Regions from separate parts of the Mus musculus genome. Here region 2 is linked to region 1. Evidence: chromatin loops called from intact Hi-C (ENCODE). Cell type or tissue: heart. All regions are shown on one strand.

Region 1 (8,000 bases):
ACCGTCATGAGAGGGCACGACAGAGTGGGCATGTTTGAGTTCTCTGTCTCTGTCTCTACAATACCAACCTGAGATTCTTTCTCCATGATTTAGAAAATAAATTCTGAGGTGCCCTGTGGCTGTCCTTAGTTGCTTGTCTATCCTGCATTCTAGACCACAAGACAGAACGGCGCTGTTTATGCTCATGACTGTGGAGTTTATTCTTTGGTGAAGGGTACGAATGGTAAGCAGCTTAAACAGCTTCAGAAGGGATGCAGGCGGGGTGGGGACACAGCAGTTCTTGGGTGTCCTGGTCTTTTCTTTTCTCTCTGTGCTGGGATTAAACTGAGGGCTTGGCCCATGTCAAACAAATGCTCTGTCACTGAGCTACACCCCAGCCCTGCCCTGGCTTTTCAGCTTTGAAGGTTATGATGGACCAGCGAGGGTGTGGACCGTGAGTCACTGCAGTTAGACAGGCTCTTCCACTGTTTACACATTTACCCACCATCATGCTTGATGTCCCAGATACCCAGGACACCCAGGTGAAGGACAGCACAGTTAGTGTGACACTGTGACTTGGAGCCAGTCTGCCAGCCTTTGTCCTCGTTTGGTTCTCTGTTGTTATGATAAAACACAGACCTAAGCCAACTTGTGGAGCACAATGTTTATTTGGCTAACACGTCCCTGTCACAGTCCATCACCAAGAGAAATCAGGGCAGAACCAGAGGCAGGAACTGAAGCAGAAGTCATGGAAGAATGCTGCCCGTTGCCTTGTTCCCCATGGCTTCCTCGGCCTGCTTTATTATACAACCCAGGACCACCTGTTCAGGGAGGGGCACCACCCCGAGAGGGGCTGGGCTACCCCACATCAATCATTAATCAAGAAAATGCCTGGGCTGGAGAGATGGCACAGCAGTTAAGAACACTTCCAGAGGTCCTGAGTTCAAATCCCAGCAACCACATGGTGGCTCACAACCATTTGTAATGGGATCTGATGCCCTCTTCTGGTGTGTCTGAAGACAGCTGCAATGTACTCATAAATTAAATAAAATAAATCTTTAAAGAAAAGAAAAGAAAAGAAAAGAGAAAAGAAAATGCCCCCACAGGCTTGCCTACAGACTAATCTGATGGAGGTGACAAATAGAAGCATCCTTTGGCCTGGCCTTCATCTGCAGACAAGAACTCTGGGATAGTTGTGGGAACTAAAGCATTGGGTATGTGGCTGGCACCTAGCAGTATGTCAGTGCAGGGAGGTGTGGTCCTGTGGTGGGGCCTGAGGAGACCGTGGCCTGGGAGGGAGCCAGGAAACATATTCTCTGTAGTTTCTGCAGCCTTAGCAAGCTGAGCGCCCTTAAACCAGAGACAGCCGTGCGCTCTCGCTCGTTCTCTCTCTCTCTCTCTCTCTCTCTCTCTCTCTCTCTCTCTCCTGAAGCCCCAACACCTAATTTAACTTTAAAACCAATTTTGGGGTATGATTGAACTGTACCTCGCCTGTGTGACCAGGGGTCTCTAGACACAGTGAGAACTTGGGCGTGGCCCCTCCCCACCCCCAACCCCCTCCCCTCCACCTCCCACCCCCACCCCCTTGCTTTCGATGTACTCAGAGAACCCCGGTCCTCGAGGAGCTGCATGGACGGTCATCTTTTGTTTGGATTTGACTCTGTGCGACTGGGCAGCTTGTGTCCAGGGAGATGAAATCAGAGGAGACTTAGCGCAAGGCTGCCCTGTATTTGCGGGGAAGGTGAAGAGACCGGTTTGCATTTCTCACTTCTCCCTCAAAGCGTGAAAACAACAGGCCAGGCTGGCCTGGTTGCTGCATTCTGTCTCCAGATTGTTAATGCCTTGCAAAGATTCCCTCCTGTACAGTGCATCCCGTCCCCAGGGTGGGGGAGGACAGCCACCCGGAGGGAGGTGCTGGTGACTCATTTCCCCAGAGATCACTCCTTGTGCTAGCAGGGCCATGATACCACATTGCTTTCATCATGCAAAAAATAAAACCCCCAGACTGGAAGTCTTGGCTCATCAGCCAACCTTCTATTCTATAAGGAAGAGCACGCTGCGAGAGAAAAGTACCCAGACAAGTGACTGTAAACTTTTACCCATAGATAAAGATATTGAGGCATTTTCTAATTAAAAAAAAAAAAAATCGCAGGCTGGAGGGATGGCTCAGTGGTTAAGAGCAGTGGCTACTTTCTCAGAGGTCCTGAGTTCAATTCCCAGCAACCACATGGTGGCTCACAGCCATCTATATTGGGATCCAAAGCCCTCATCTGGTTGTCTAAAGACAGTGACAGTGTACTCACATACATTAAATAAATCAATCTTTATTAGTCAAGGCCTGAGGCTGTAGCTGACTGTAGCTTATCCAGCATGTAGAAGACCCTAGCTTCCATCACCGCTACCCAACGGGGTTGGGGTGGAGGAATCTATTCTGATTCCTCAAAAGGTATGCTGAATAAAGAAATAGTGATTGACAGCCCTGAGGTCTGGGATTTCTGAGGCTCAGAGAACTGGAGGAGACACCTCTGGCTCAGAGCAAAACTGCGCTTAAGAAAAAGAATTGAAGTCCCAGGACACAGGTTCTGAGAATGGGAGGGAGCGGGGATTTCCTTACAGCAGGATTTGTCTGGTGTTGGAGGTCTCAACACTAATAAGGATACTGTTTTCTGACGGGCTCACTCACTTGACCAGAGAGGCCAAGCAGGGGAGGAGGGGGAAGAGGGCGAGGAGGAGGAGGAGGAAGGGGAGGAGGGGGAGGAGGGGGAGGAGGGGAAACTGCCAGGGCTCAGGAAGGGGACAAAAAGGCTATAAATGGATCCAGAAGCGTCAGAACCCAGAGATGGTGCTCTGGAAGTAAGCGGTATACAGCCAAGAGATCAAAGCAAAAGTTGACCCTAAGGTCTAGCTTTGACTACAGATCCACTGTGTCATCTCACCCCATCACCCTCCTGAACCCACTTCTGGTCCATCTGAGGCCTGGGAAAACTAATGGTCTCCGTGACTGTTCTGTGAGACTCAAATCCAAGGGGGGGGGGGGGGGCGGAGACAGCTCTTCACTTGCCTACGACCCCAAACGCCTGTCTAGTGCTCGATTTAACTCACTGGCCCAGCCTAGCTAAAATCAATTCTGTAATCCCAGGACAGAGCGCAGGGGCCTGCGCCACCTCGTGGGCGATATCGGAACTGCATGCATGCCTTGATCCTGGCATTCTCCCAGGGCATACTTCAGGACACAACACATTAGAATAGTGGCCCAGAGCCGGGCGTGGTGGCGCACGCCTTTAATCCCAGCACTCAGGAGGCAGAGGCAGGTGGATTTCTGAGTTCGAGGCCAGCCTGGTCTACAGAGTGAGTTCCAGGATCAGCCAGGACTATACAGAGAAATCCTGTCTAGAAAAACCAAAAAAAAAGTGGCCCAGAACACACAGCACTATCATTCCTCTGGTTCTTATGCTAGGAATAAACCAATGTTATTCCTGAAACGCCTTCCCCTTGCCTCCAGGGAAAAGAAACGGCAGTGGCGGTAATGCCAATAGTACAGCTAGTGACACTTATGTCAATGGACTTCAAATTCTCACTACTTCCCATGTCCTAGGCCAGTTCACTGGCAGCCCAGGGTAGAGTTGGACGTCTTCAGGACTATTACTATTACTACATGGAAGCTTGCGGCTCTGGGTTAAACATTACACACAGGCAGCGATTAGTCTCCAAGCCGTCCTTGCCCTTTACTCTAGTCCTGGATGCCCATTGAGTGGAAGCGACTCATCCACACCTGCCTCCTGCAAGGGTGGCCATGCCAAGGGCTCCTGGCTTTTCTTTTTCAGCCTTCAAGAAGAGAAGGGTTATTCTACGTTGCTAACTTTGCCTACCTACGGGAACAGTGAAAAGAAGGGAATCCTCTCCTAGGCGGAGGATGCTGCCAGCTGGCACCGGAACTCAGGCAGCCACAAGTGCATCTCTGCAACACCCCAGTGTGCTGCAGCGCCACCTGGCGGCCAGAGTGGCACTCAGCGAGGAGAGCCGGCCTAGATCGCCACTCCACCTGGTATCCAGTTCTGCAGTGGGTGGGAGCCTCGGGAAGACTCATTCTGCTGTTTCAGAGGTTTGGGCCCTCAGAGGTGGGGCTGCGTCCTGAGGCCGTGGTAAAGCAGCATGGCATCTCATGGCAAAAGCTGGGGACCTTGGGTCTCCTTAAGAGTACACCCCAGTGATCCAAGCTCTTCCCCCAACCTCTGACCTCTCACGTGCTCATGCATACACGTGCAAACAAATGAACACATACAACGCGTGCGCGTGCGCGCGCGCGCACACATACACACACACACACACACACACACACGCGCGCGCGCGCGCGCGCGAAAGTCGTAGAGTCAGGTGAGGTTCGAATCGGAAGAATGGAAATTGCTGGTGAATTTGGGTGTGTAAATAAGGGAAGAAGAATCAAAGGACGGGTGGGATAGATTGTCCTGAGTGTTTTGAGTAGAACAAGCTGACACCCACTGTTAGCCGAATAAAATTCAAAACCCTTTGCACAGTTTTTAAGTCTTTAAATTTCAAAGCATTTCTATGAGCTAAGTATTATTGTCCCCATTCTACAGGTGAGGAAACTGAGGCACAGAAAGTTTGTATGAAGTCACACAGCTATCAACTGGAGAGATTACAAGAGAGTACTGCTACGTCAGGCTCCCTCTTTTGAAAAAATGCCAAACTACAATTATTTAATTATTTGTTTTATTGACTTATTTATTCATTTAGGTGTGCGGTGGCATGGCTGTATAGGTCAGAGGATAACTTTTCAGAGGTGGTACTCTTCTCCTACCATGGAGGTCCTGGGAGTTCAAACTCAAGCTTTTAGCTTTGGCAGCAAGCACCTTGACCCACTGAACCATCTCACCCACCCGGTTCTCTCTCTTGGTAAAAGAGGGGAGTTATTATCTGAGACAGAACTGTCAGGGAGGATGGGAAATGAATGGGTTTCACTGCCAGGAAAGAGGAGTGACACCTTCCAGTCTGAGTGTGTTCAGAGATGCCTTGTAAATATCCTTGTGGAGAGCGACCCTTTAGTGGGGATGTAGAGGGGATGCCAGGCCTAGAACAATGGCATGGAGGCAAATCTTAGGCATCCTGTCAGTTCTCCGGGAGTTGGGATGAGGTAATGCTTAGGAAATGTTCTCCTCAGAGGACCCCAGGAAGACACTACTCTTGTTCCACAAATGTCTCATGGGTATACAGACTTAAGAGCATTCACACGCCCCTGCCCCACCCCACTCTGGAGACTGCATCAGTCAGGAAGGAAGCCTCCATCACCAGCCACATAATACACTTCTCAACCTTTGATGCAGGACCTCCACAAGTCAAGAACTGAGTCTCCCTGGAGGGTTAAGAATCAAGACATTTGCCGTACGCGTGCAGAGCACAGCCTCTCGGCCGGCTACCCCGCAAGTGTTATTTTTGCAGTTTTATGGTTGTTTTTGCCCCGTGAGGGTCAGAAAGATGAACTCAGAGCCTTGAACCTCTTTTCTCACCTGTGAGGTGTTGCCTCTCTCCGGATATTCTCCAGGTGTGAAGACAAGACTTGCACATCCCGGTTTCCGCTACCCACATGGCTTCTCTAGCACATGGGGACCCTTTCCCTGGGGCTGCGTGGCTTCCGGCTGTCTTTCTGTTTGGGAGAGAACTGAACTGGATCCCCTGGAAGAGCAGTGTTCACTCTTAACTGCTGAGCCATCTCTCTAGCCACTGTGTTTGAAAGAACCCTTGCAAGGGAGTCCTGAAGGTCAGTCCCTTCTCCCTTTCCTCGCACAGTTGCAGACGTCCTATCCTGTACAATCCAAGTGGGGATATGCACCATAAAGGTCATGGGGAAGACCCGTTTTCAGCACTAGCAACAAGCCCCTGGCAGCATTCTGTGTCCCATCTTAATTATTGCACTTCTGTAACTTAGTCTTGCCCACCTCTCCTGCTGCCAGTCTGTCCTAGGGCCTACGTCTCCCTCACTGAGGTCGCCAGATTTCCCCTGATGATGTCCTGGGAGAGTCTGTATTAGAATGTCCCATTCCTGCTAAGACAGCCTCCTAACCTCAGATCTCATAGCATGGGCTGAACCGGACTCCCCACACAGCCAAACTCATGCTGCTATGTCAGAATAGTGTTGGGCTTCTCCTCTGTTCCTGCAGGAAGGACTCTTGCCCCTTCTCAGTGGCTCCCCGTGAATCACGGCGCCCTCTGCAGGAGGAAGGCTTGAACCACTGTGCCCTCTGCAGGAGGAAGGCTTCTTTCTCACACAGCCTTGGAGCCTCTTTGCAGTGGGTTGCACAAAGGACATGTCTAATTACAGAGATCAGAGCAACAGCCATCATGTACCATAGACAACCCTGTGCTTTCTTTGGCCCTGAATGCAGCTTTGCAAGTCTAGATTCATGCTCCTGGCATTACTGGAATTCCTTTCAACTTCACTACTATCGATCGGCAAAGACTGATTCACAAAGAAGACAGTCTCAGACCCGGAGGCCACAGAGAAGGCTCTGAGCTGCTTCTGGGTGGGGCCTGGAATGCTTGCTGGTGGAAGGGACTGGTTGGGCCAGAATAGAGACACCCAGCATTTCATAAGTTAGGGCGCTAAGGGCCTCTCTACTGCTCTGGGACATAGCATCTTTTCAAGAAGGGAGATAAACAGGAGCTCTCGAGCGTGAAGCAGACAAAGGTGAGGTTTGTCTCTCTGATTACTGCGCTCAGCCACTCACGGGTCAATCTGAGCCTGGGTCAGTGCCGAGTCACAAGCACAGACATCCCACGGGTGCACACACCTTACCATGTCACAGTTAAATATAGTGAGCCACGTTCACACTGCTTGATAAACGGCTGCTGCCCTGAGCTCCAGCCCCCCAACCAATGACAGTTATTATTTCCTGGGCCTTTCCCAGAGCCGCCATGTTTCTCCAATCCTGCAATTAATGATCGCACTTGGCACAGCCAGCCCTTTCAAGTTCTGGTGGGACAGAGTCCATGGGTAAATATTTAAAGCACCTCCTACCTTCAGAGCTCTCAGCAACCCATCCCTGAAGGACAGTCCAGCCCTACCACTCCTCACTGCGACTCTGTGTGTCCATCTTACCTTGTCCTGCCCTCCTCGTATCTGAAATAGTCCCAGTTCTGAGCCCACAGGTCTTAGCCTCCTTACTCTGCCTTTATATAAATCCAATTTGCTTATTCCAGATTTGTTCAACCCTTTTCCATTATAACACAACAGCATCACCAAGTTCATGCTCAGAAAACAGGCCAAAAAAGTCATTTTTTAAAATCACGCCCCCCCCCCCCACCCCAAGAAACCTCAAAGTTTTAGGTAAGTTTACAATTTTGTATCAGGCCTGGTTCCCAGCTGTAGGTGGGATGTGCTTGCAACCTTTCATTGATTAGTGGCTACATCATTGATTATGCAGCAGCAATGATGTCAGGCCACGCCTTGTGGGAAGCTCTTCAAAAAGGCAGATCCAAGGGGACCCCAGTGCTAGGGAGCCACCAGCACCACTGAGCAGATGGGTGGACAGTGGGCAAGCCTGTAGGGGTTGAGGCAGAGGTGGGGTCACACTGAGGCAGAGGGAGCACAGGGTGCAAGGCCTACTTAGGCACAAAGCTCACAGGTAGGGCTGAAAGTCAGTCTTAGTGGTGGCGCATGACAGGCTTCTGCTGGCCCCGTGAGGGGATGCTTTTGGGAGAGACCCAGTGCCAGAGCAAAATAACCGAGTGAACCAATTCCCCAGAACTTGCCACTGTTAACACAGTGCTTTTCAGCCTAGCCCCTGTGGCTGGCCATAGCTCCTGACAGTTATGCTTGAATCTCTGTCCCAACTCACTAGCTGAATGTCCTTCTGTGACACCGGTGCCAGACACTGATCCAGCGGGAGAGGATTTGTTGCACGGGGTTGGAATCTGGTCTGCTGGGTTAGTGCTGGGTGTCACTTGGGATTGGATCACGGCCCAGGGCTCAGCAGGAGGTCAGTCCTCATAGACCCACGACCTTC
Region 2 (8,000 bases), 140 kb before region 1:
GCCCAGGCATGATAATGAGGTTCTGTCAGGTACTGAGAGTATAACCAATCAGATGTGAGACATGCAAATGAGGTATGATAATGAGGTTCTGTAAGGTACTGAGAGTAGCCAATCAGATGAGGAACATGCAAATGAGGCTTAGTGCATAACCAATCCGGGTGTGAGACACGCCCCTCCTAGGCCTATAAAAGCAGCACCAGTTCTGGGCTCGAGGTCTTTTCGCCTCTACAATCAAGCTCTCCCAATAAATGTGTGCAGAAGGATCCTGTTGCAGCGTCGTTCTTCCTGGCCAGTCGAGCGCGCGCAAGAGTGTGAGACATCTTAAAGTCAACAAAAGATGCAACTCACTCAAACAAGAAAAACTGAAAACGGGAAGGGGGTGGGGTGGGGTGGGGTGGGGAATGGGACATTAACCCAGAGCACAGGCTCCAATGCAGTCAGACAGGACACCTGTCAGACGTGCGATGATGAGAAGCTACAGATGGGCTGCGCAGATCCAGCACAGAGCAGCACTGCAGATCTGAGCAAAGACAGAGGGCTTAGGAGGTCCTTCCCAATTTTTTAAAAGTTTGAATACCTATCACCCTATGTGTTTGTAGATTTGGATAGACTATAGAAAAGGGTAAAGGCAAATAAGAAAGTGAGTAAAATTACAAAAGAAAACAATCTAAAGCCAAGAAATTTAATCATAGTATACTGCAATGTACAACTGTTAAACGTATTTACAGAGCCATAATAATGTAAACAACGAACGTGTAATCAAAAGCATGGCATCAAAACACATGAAGACAACAGAGGACGGTCAAGGTACCACAGGAATCCTAAAGCAAAGGCACTGTAAAAAATCTGAGGTTGGAGCTGGAGATGGCTCAGCGGTTAAGAGCACTGACTGCTCTTCCAGAGGTCCTGAGTTCAATTCCCAGCAACCACATGGTGGCTCACAACCATCTGTGTAATGGAATCCGATGCCCTCTTCTGGTGTGTCTAAGAGAATAACAGTGTACTTATATAAATAAATTTTATATATATATATATATATATATATATATATATATACACATACATACATACATACACACACACACACACACACACACATATATATATATATATATATATATATATATATATATATAAATCTAAAGTTGAAAAATAAAACTGCAGAACCATGCACTTGTGCCAGAAGAAAGAAGACAGACACAAGGTACGGCAAGAAGCAGCCGGAGTACCAAGAACTGCTGCTCTGTAAGCAGGACCTGGGAAGGAGACCATGAAGACATGAGGCAAGGGACCAAAGCTTTTACCAAAAGTCTTACAGGGTAACTTTTAACTGTATAAGTTCAAGTAGCAACGTTTAAAAGAAGAACAAAGTAGTCATATCATTTAATGTCAATTATTTTACTCTCTGGTCATAATCTCTGACCAATAACTGGACATTGTTTCAAGTGTGAGGTACTTTTCTAAGAAGGGAGGAGGGGGCAGGGAAAGGGGAGAAGGAAGAGGGAGGAGGGCAGAGGAGGTTGATGAATAAAACCCATCTGGAATATTTAGAATGAGGTCGTGAATAAAACTTGAGAACCAAAGAAAATAAAACTATAAAGCATGAAAGAGTACAGATTAATTTAAAAATACTGAAGTTTTATCATATCCAATCTTCATTCTCTCATTAACAAGGAACTAATGGGAATTTAAAACACACTTAAGGAAGTAATTAAGGAGTAATGCCATAAACTCACTTTTTTCCACGGGACCTATTTCAAGCTATCTGAATTATGTTTTCATTGAATACTAGATAACTATAAAAAGTGTGAAGTGCAGACAAAAGTAACTATCTCAAAAGCAAACATTAAACAAAAGCTAATATTCAAAACACAGGATCCATTTTAATGTATTTTATTCTCAAAAGCTTGTATGTGTTCGTTTTCCATATCAAAGGAAAGCAGAGCTTTAGAGAAAAGGAAGGCAATTTCAAATAATAGATTAGCGGTTAAAAACTCCTTAGAAACTTCTGGAAGCTAGCAGTACACTAAGTCCCCAGCTGTGCATTTTCCCAAAGTCTCCACTCCAGAGACCGGGGGAGTGGGGGGGGGGGGGGGACAGGATGGGACTGGGCACATCACACTCTAGAAACAACAGTCTAGGCCTGGGATCCCTGTATGATTACTGATAGCTGGCCTCCCACTCTGAAGTGGAGAGACTAATGCCTGCGTAGGGTAAATACTTTTAAAGCTCTGAAATCTACAAAGATCTACACCAATGCATGTCACCATGATTATTAATCAGAGCATAAACTAATCTCTTCTCATCAGCCCCTTGGAATCCAGTAAGATTTTTCTTTAACAGACGGGTAGAATGCCATTTCCCTGGGGGGATGTCGGCTTACTTCTCCTGAAGACTCTTACAAACAAGTAAATACCAAGACAAGAATATCAGCACACATTTCATTTAAGTATATAAACCAACAGATTAATTGTCTAGCCACATATAAACCACACACCCTCTGACTCCAGGTAGAGTAATATTTAGATATGTTTGGAAGCCGGATACCTAGTGTGTATAAACACAAGCACAGTTTAAGACAACTGTCTTGATGCTTTTATTCACTAACAGTTCCTTCTATCCTCAGAAGGAAAAATGCAAGCAGTATCCTAACTCAAAAGGCATCCTGAGTTTTCACTTCTACACTAACAGAGCTGCCCACTGATGACTTTATCTCCATCACAGCACGTGTGCGTTTGTGCGCTGCAGCATCCCCTCCACACCCATCAGGACACAGCGGGACGCGGAGATACTCTGTGTGTTTAGAAGAATTGACCCTCTGGACAAGAGCTTAAAAGGAGCTTTTGATCCCAACTCCTCATAGGCAGAGTCAGGCAGATCTCAGCCAGTTAGAAGCCAGCCTGGTCTATGTAGTGAATTCCACCGACAGCTAGAGCTACATAGTGAGGCTCTGCCTCAAAAAAAAAAAAAAAAAAAAAAAAGTTTCAAGTTGCAATCAAATTATTATTACCAACAAAGCCATCTTTCACCAAAGGCAACCACTGCCCCAATTTTAATTGTAAGCTCGTTTTTAAAATGCACACAAATTGCATTCATTACTCACACATGTCTGGTTCATAGCTATCTTTTAAATTTTATTTTCTCTCAGAATTTTTGGGTGTATCCTCCCTGATACTGTAATATCAAAAAGTATACTAGGATCTTGACACACAAGCAGATCTTTCAACTTCTGCTGCAATCTGGTGAATAAAAGATAGAGAACAGTATTTGCAGAAAAAGTCAAATTCCTGAAATCAATGCATGGTGAGATAGAATGGACTGGGTTTTACTATTTTAAAATTACTATGCCAGAATTTAAGCTCAAATAACTATACTTAAACCATTCATGGGAACTCTAATAGACACATTTAATATATACATGTGGCTAAGACAAGCAATTTTCCACATTTTTGAAGCTTCATGACTACACACATTCAGTAGAGGTTATTATTATTAAAATAATACTGTTTGGTTACAAATCCCACTCCTGCAGTAACAGTATTACACTTACTACATTTATGATGCTACAGCCCGAACAATCATATCTGGGTGGGACAGGCTTTTACAGTTTGCAAGTTAACGAACTGTGGCACTGCGGTACTCTCTCATGCAAGGAATGAAAAGTTCCACAAAATTCGAATGGTCATCTTCAAAGACACACGACCTCGAGTACACCGGATGGTAAACATTACATAAACAACGCCAAAGTCAACTCATAAACAAACACCAACACCGAAACAAAGCTCTATAGCTACTTCAGCGTACTAAGACGGGGTGTGGGGGTGGGGAGGGGATGCAGAGCACCTACGAGGAAAGGCTCAATTAACTGCCGCCCGTGCTTTCATCCTCCGATCTTAAACAAAAGACGCTGGATGCTTTCGGTGGAGAGCGCTTTCTGCAGAGGGATTTGGGGTTGCAAACGCCCCTCCTCCACGGCCACCAACAGGCCCCTTTCTTCCTCCTCCCTCACCCCTCCCAGCTCAAACAAATTAACATTCGCACTAAGGTACCTCCTATCAGCTCGCAGCTTCTTCCCAAACACGCCCACGCACCCTGAAACCCGCCTGCGTCTACACCGCACACGGCGGCAGGAAAAGCGCTTCGAGGGGGGCGGGGAGCCGCGGCGGCAGCGCACAGGTCCGGGCTCCCTTCCAGGTCAGCTCCCCATCGCCTCCCCGAGCCCGGTGTTTACGAGCCCGCCTAAGCCCACACAGCAAAGGAATCCCAGGCGCTGCGGGCAGCTAGCGCGGCGGTGCGGGACCCCCCTCCGTGTCCGCACGCGGCCTCCGCCGCCGCGGCGCCGCTCACCCCGCGCTCCGCGGGCGGTTCGGCCCCGCAACAGGTCACCCGCCTCGGCTCGGTGACGGGGGTGCAGGCGCCCCGGCCGAGAGGGGGTGTGGCTGGCGCGGCGGGGCCCGGCCCCGGCTCACCTGAGAGGCTGAGGCGACGCCGGGGCCTCCGCCACCGCGGGACCGCGAGCGACCCGCAGCCCGCCCTCCCGCGCCGCGCACCGCGGCCGCCGCCGCCATTGCCCGCGCCTCCCCACACGCCCGCACGCCACGCCGACCTGTGCAGCCGCGGCCGTCGCCTCCGCTTCGCCCGCGGCTCCGAGGCAATCGCTCGCCCAACCGAGCAGTCGGCGTCTCTCATTCAGCGCCTGCCGCCGGCGCTCGGGGGAGGGGAGTGCGCTGGATCCACCCCGGCCGCGCAGGGGGCGCGCGCCGGGCGGGCGGGGCGGAGCGGCGCGCGCACCAACCGAGCGCGCTCGCGCGGCCGGGAACGCCGGGTCGCCGGGGTCTCGGCGCAGTCTGCGGGCGCCGGGCTATGCCCCCCGAGGCCAACTGCCGCCCCGTACCGGTGTCCGAGGCGCGTGCCCCAGCCGCAGGCGCAGCACCGGCCGCAAGGACGAGCCGCAGGGTTCAGGACGGACAGGTGGGGCCCCGCGGCTGCTCCCCGCACGGGTCTCGTTGGCGCCTGGGACGCGGGCGTTGCTCCCCGCTCGGGCCAGAGGACAAAAGTCTGGAAACGCTTGGCCCCCAGATCAAATACCCAGCCCGTGAGGGCGGCGTCCTTAGGAGTCGTGGCGGACAAGTGGAGGGGGACTGCAAATGTGAAGAGTCACCCCACAGCCGTGGGATCTTAAATGATGGAGTCTGCACTCTAGCACATCATCATGCCGGAAGTGTTGGGTCGGCCTCTAGGTGTTAAGCAGGGTGGCTGCCGGTGGTTTAAGGAGCAAATAACAATATTTGGGATCCCCTAGTCCCGGATTGATGAGTTTCAGGTGGACTGTATTTTCACGCCATTGCGGGAACGTGATTCTAAAAGGTGAAATTTTTCCTGTGAATGAAAGGGAATAGAAGGGTGTTGTTTCTTGGGGTGCACCTAGGTGGCCTACTTAAACTTAGCACCATTTGATGCAGTGTGACTTAGTGGAAGGTTTTCAGTGAGCCACCTTGGTGTAATCATTAGGTCATTCGGGAATAGATGCGATCCTTTTCTAGGCAATGTGCAGTGGAGGGTGGAGGGACAGTTCTATAGCAGCACTGAGTGTAGATTGTGAAGGGACCAAATTCGTTTTGATTTCCTTTTTCCCTATAATAACTAATCAAAACAGTGGATTCTTTTATGCAGAAGAAAGTTAAACACTGTCCCTTTTGACCACTGTTCCCTTCTGTGGAGAAGGTAGAAGAACGCTCCTTCATCCCCTTGGTTAAAACATGCCCATGCAAAAGTAGGTGGAAGATAAAAACGAAGCAAGGAAAAGCGATAAAGCCCAGTGCTGGTTTTTTATTCCGTTTTAAGTTGGAAGTCTCTCCAATAGATGCACAGAAACCAAAAAGAAGAAAAGCCTGTCAGAAATCTTCAACTGAGCGTAGACTAATGAAAAGGGGGCGGGGCTAAGGAACACTAGTGACCAAAAGGCTCCAGGAGAATTACTTAGATGCAGTTTTCACTTCGATGCTGTTTGCTTCAAGTCCCAAAGAAACAACAGACAAACTGAAGTAACAGTTGGGAGGGGGAACCCTTTGAGTCACTGAGTAAATGATTGATCTTTCTTTCCCCAAGTTAGTAAGAGATTAAGGGAAAGGTGGATGGCTATGTGCCAACAACAATACATTCAAAGATAGATAGATACATACATAGATACATAGATACATAGATAGAGATACGTGTGTGTGTGTGTGTGTGTGTGTGTGCGTGTGTGTGTAATTGTCCCAAGTTATTAACTGCTTTTAAAGTAGGAAAAAATAAGGAGCCTCGGGGAATTTCATTTGGTATAAATGTCTTGCAGCCACTTGAGTTGGAGCTTCATAAAAACAAAGATCCCAGGTCCCCACATCTGCCAGTAATTTTCACAGTTTACTGTAAAAGCAATAAAATTTTCACTCCGGCTTTGAAGAGAAAAGGCCCAAGAGTTCATGGATTTATACCGGAGATTCCTATGCCTACAGAATGTCTGAATTTGGAATAAATCACTCAAAATGGGTCGCTCATGTTGACAGCCTGCAAAACCACACTTTTATTACTCTTAAGAGCTCAGGATTTTCTAAACTTGATAAGGTTAAGAATTTCTGTATGAAAATACATTAAAAAAAAAAAAAAAAAAACTTGGGAGAAGCTGAGATGATGACTTAAGAGGCAAAGGTGATAACCTGGCAGGCCTGAGGATCAGAGTTCAGTCCCTACATGATGAATATAAAGCTAGATGTGGCAAGCCTGTAATCCTGAAATCCTGCAAGGAAATGGGAGGTGGGAACAGCAGATTGGCTGGAAGCTCTTGGGCCAGTTAGCCTGGGATGTACAACTGTGCAACTGGTCTCAGCAGAAATGAGAGAGACCCTGCCTCAATCAGGTGGAAATTGAGAGCTGCCCTCTCCCCACAAGCTATGGCCTGGGTGCCCACATGTGCACACACAAAAAGAGAAGCTGGGTGTGGTACTCGATTTGTAATCCCTGGGCTCAGGTGGCTGAGATAGGAGGACTGTCTTCTTTTCCAGGCCAGCCTGGGCTACAGTAGAAGATCCTAGCTCCAAAAACCAAAAGGATAGAAAATAGCTTATCTACTTATGTTTTTGTTGTTGTTTATAACCCTTGAGTTATTTCTCAAAGTCTGTTCCCCATCCATTTATATGTAAATGAAGCAATGACTATTTGCAACGCATATTCTTTACCAGAGCATTATTTTTTTGTAATTCTGTAAGTTGCTCTATGAGAGCCATTTGCTTTTGCCAAAAGAGAGGAAATATGCAGAATCTTAGAACAAAAAATGCTAATAGATATAACAGAAACGCTCTTATATAAAATAGAAGTCGATAACAATTCAATACACTTAAATGTCATTTCAGGGGAGTCGCCATTGTGTAACTGTTTTATTACTGTGCTTTGCTTCCAAAGGGTAAGCCAAGGGACCCATTTAGATAGAGAATTAGCACATCAAAGGCAAAACACAACTGCAGCAAAAAGATCAACAAACGATGTATCTTATTGTCAAAACCAATCAGACAGGCTTCTTGAGGAAACCCATCAGTCATGGTTCCAGTGCTCTTATCTAAAATATAGGCAGAGCAGGATATTCAAAACTCTCTGGGGGGGAGGGGACAGATGTAAGAAAGGACCTCAAAGGGTTCCACAGAAAACAGTTTAAGGAGAGTCCTCCAGACTCCCAGTGGAGAAAGACATGCAATAGTTTCCGAACAAAGTTGATCCACAGACTATTCAAATCTGAGCGCCATATTAAGTAATTCCCAATTAAGCTATCCTTAAAGGAGGAATTCTGTGTCTATTCTGTATCAGGCATGAATCAGCAGGGATTCATTGGAGATGATTAGTATTTCCCTGGAATTCTCTTTGGCGGCAAGTTTGTGTGTAAGTGTTAGAATTTTTAAATGGTTTTCTTTTTTTTTTTTTTTTTTTTTTTTTTAAGATTTATCTATTTATTATATGTAAGTACATTGTAG

What was found. A loop is a pair of places that touch in the nucleus more often than their neighbours do. Peaks named below come from ENCODE experiments on the same cell type or tissue, not always from the same donor. Only the 100,000 strongest peaks of a DNase experiment are listed, where the experiment ranks them.
Region 2: it touches region 1 in a loop (3-fold over the local background); 8 of 42 quality-filtered maps call a loop at or near these places.

Annotation. Positions count from the first base shown.
Region 1 is chr1:157,073,306-157,081,305 of GRCm38, forward strand. All of the region lies in intron 1 of Gm30568 (a long non-coding RNA gene), which reads right to left. Among named protein-coding and RNA genes, the nearest start is that of Gm30568, 4.3 kb to the right of the region's middle. In heart, CTCF peaks have their summits at 3,163 (motif pointing left) and 6,215 (motif pointing left); DNase peaks (open chromatin) are centred at 3,156 and 3,926; H3K4me3 peaks cover 408 bases; H3K27ac peaks cover 1,170 bases.
Region 2 is chr1:156,934,883-156,942,882 of GRCm38, forward strand. It overlaps Ralgps2 (Ral GEF with PH domain and SH3 binding motif 2), which reads right to left and starts at 4,744. Exons shown (of 19, transcript NM_001159967.1): 1 at 4,607-4,744. It overlaps 4930439D14Rik (a long non-coding RNA gene), which reads left to right and starts at 3,912. Exons shown (of 2, transcript XR_003948625.1): 1 at 3,912-4,176; 2 at 4,245-5,313. In heart, no CTCF peak of the experiment used is centred here; DNase peaks (open chromatin) are centred at 4,109 and 4,749; H3K4me3 peaks cover 2,806 bases; H3K27ac peaks cover 2,148 bases.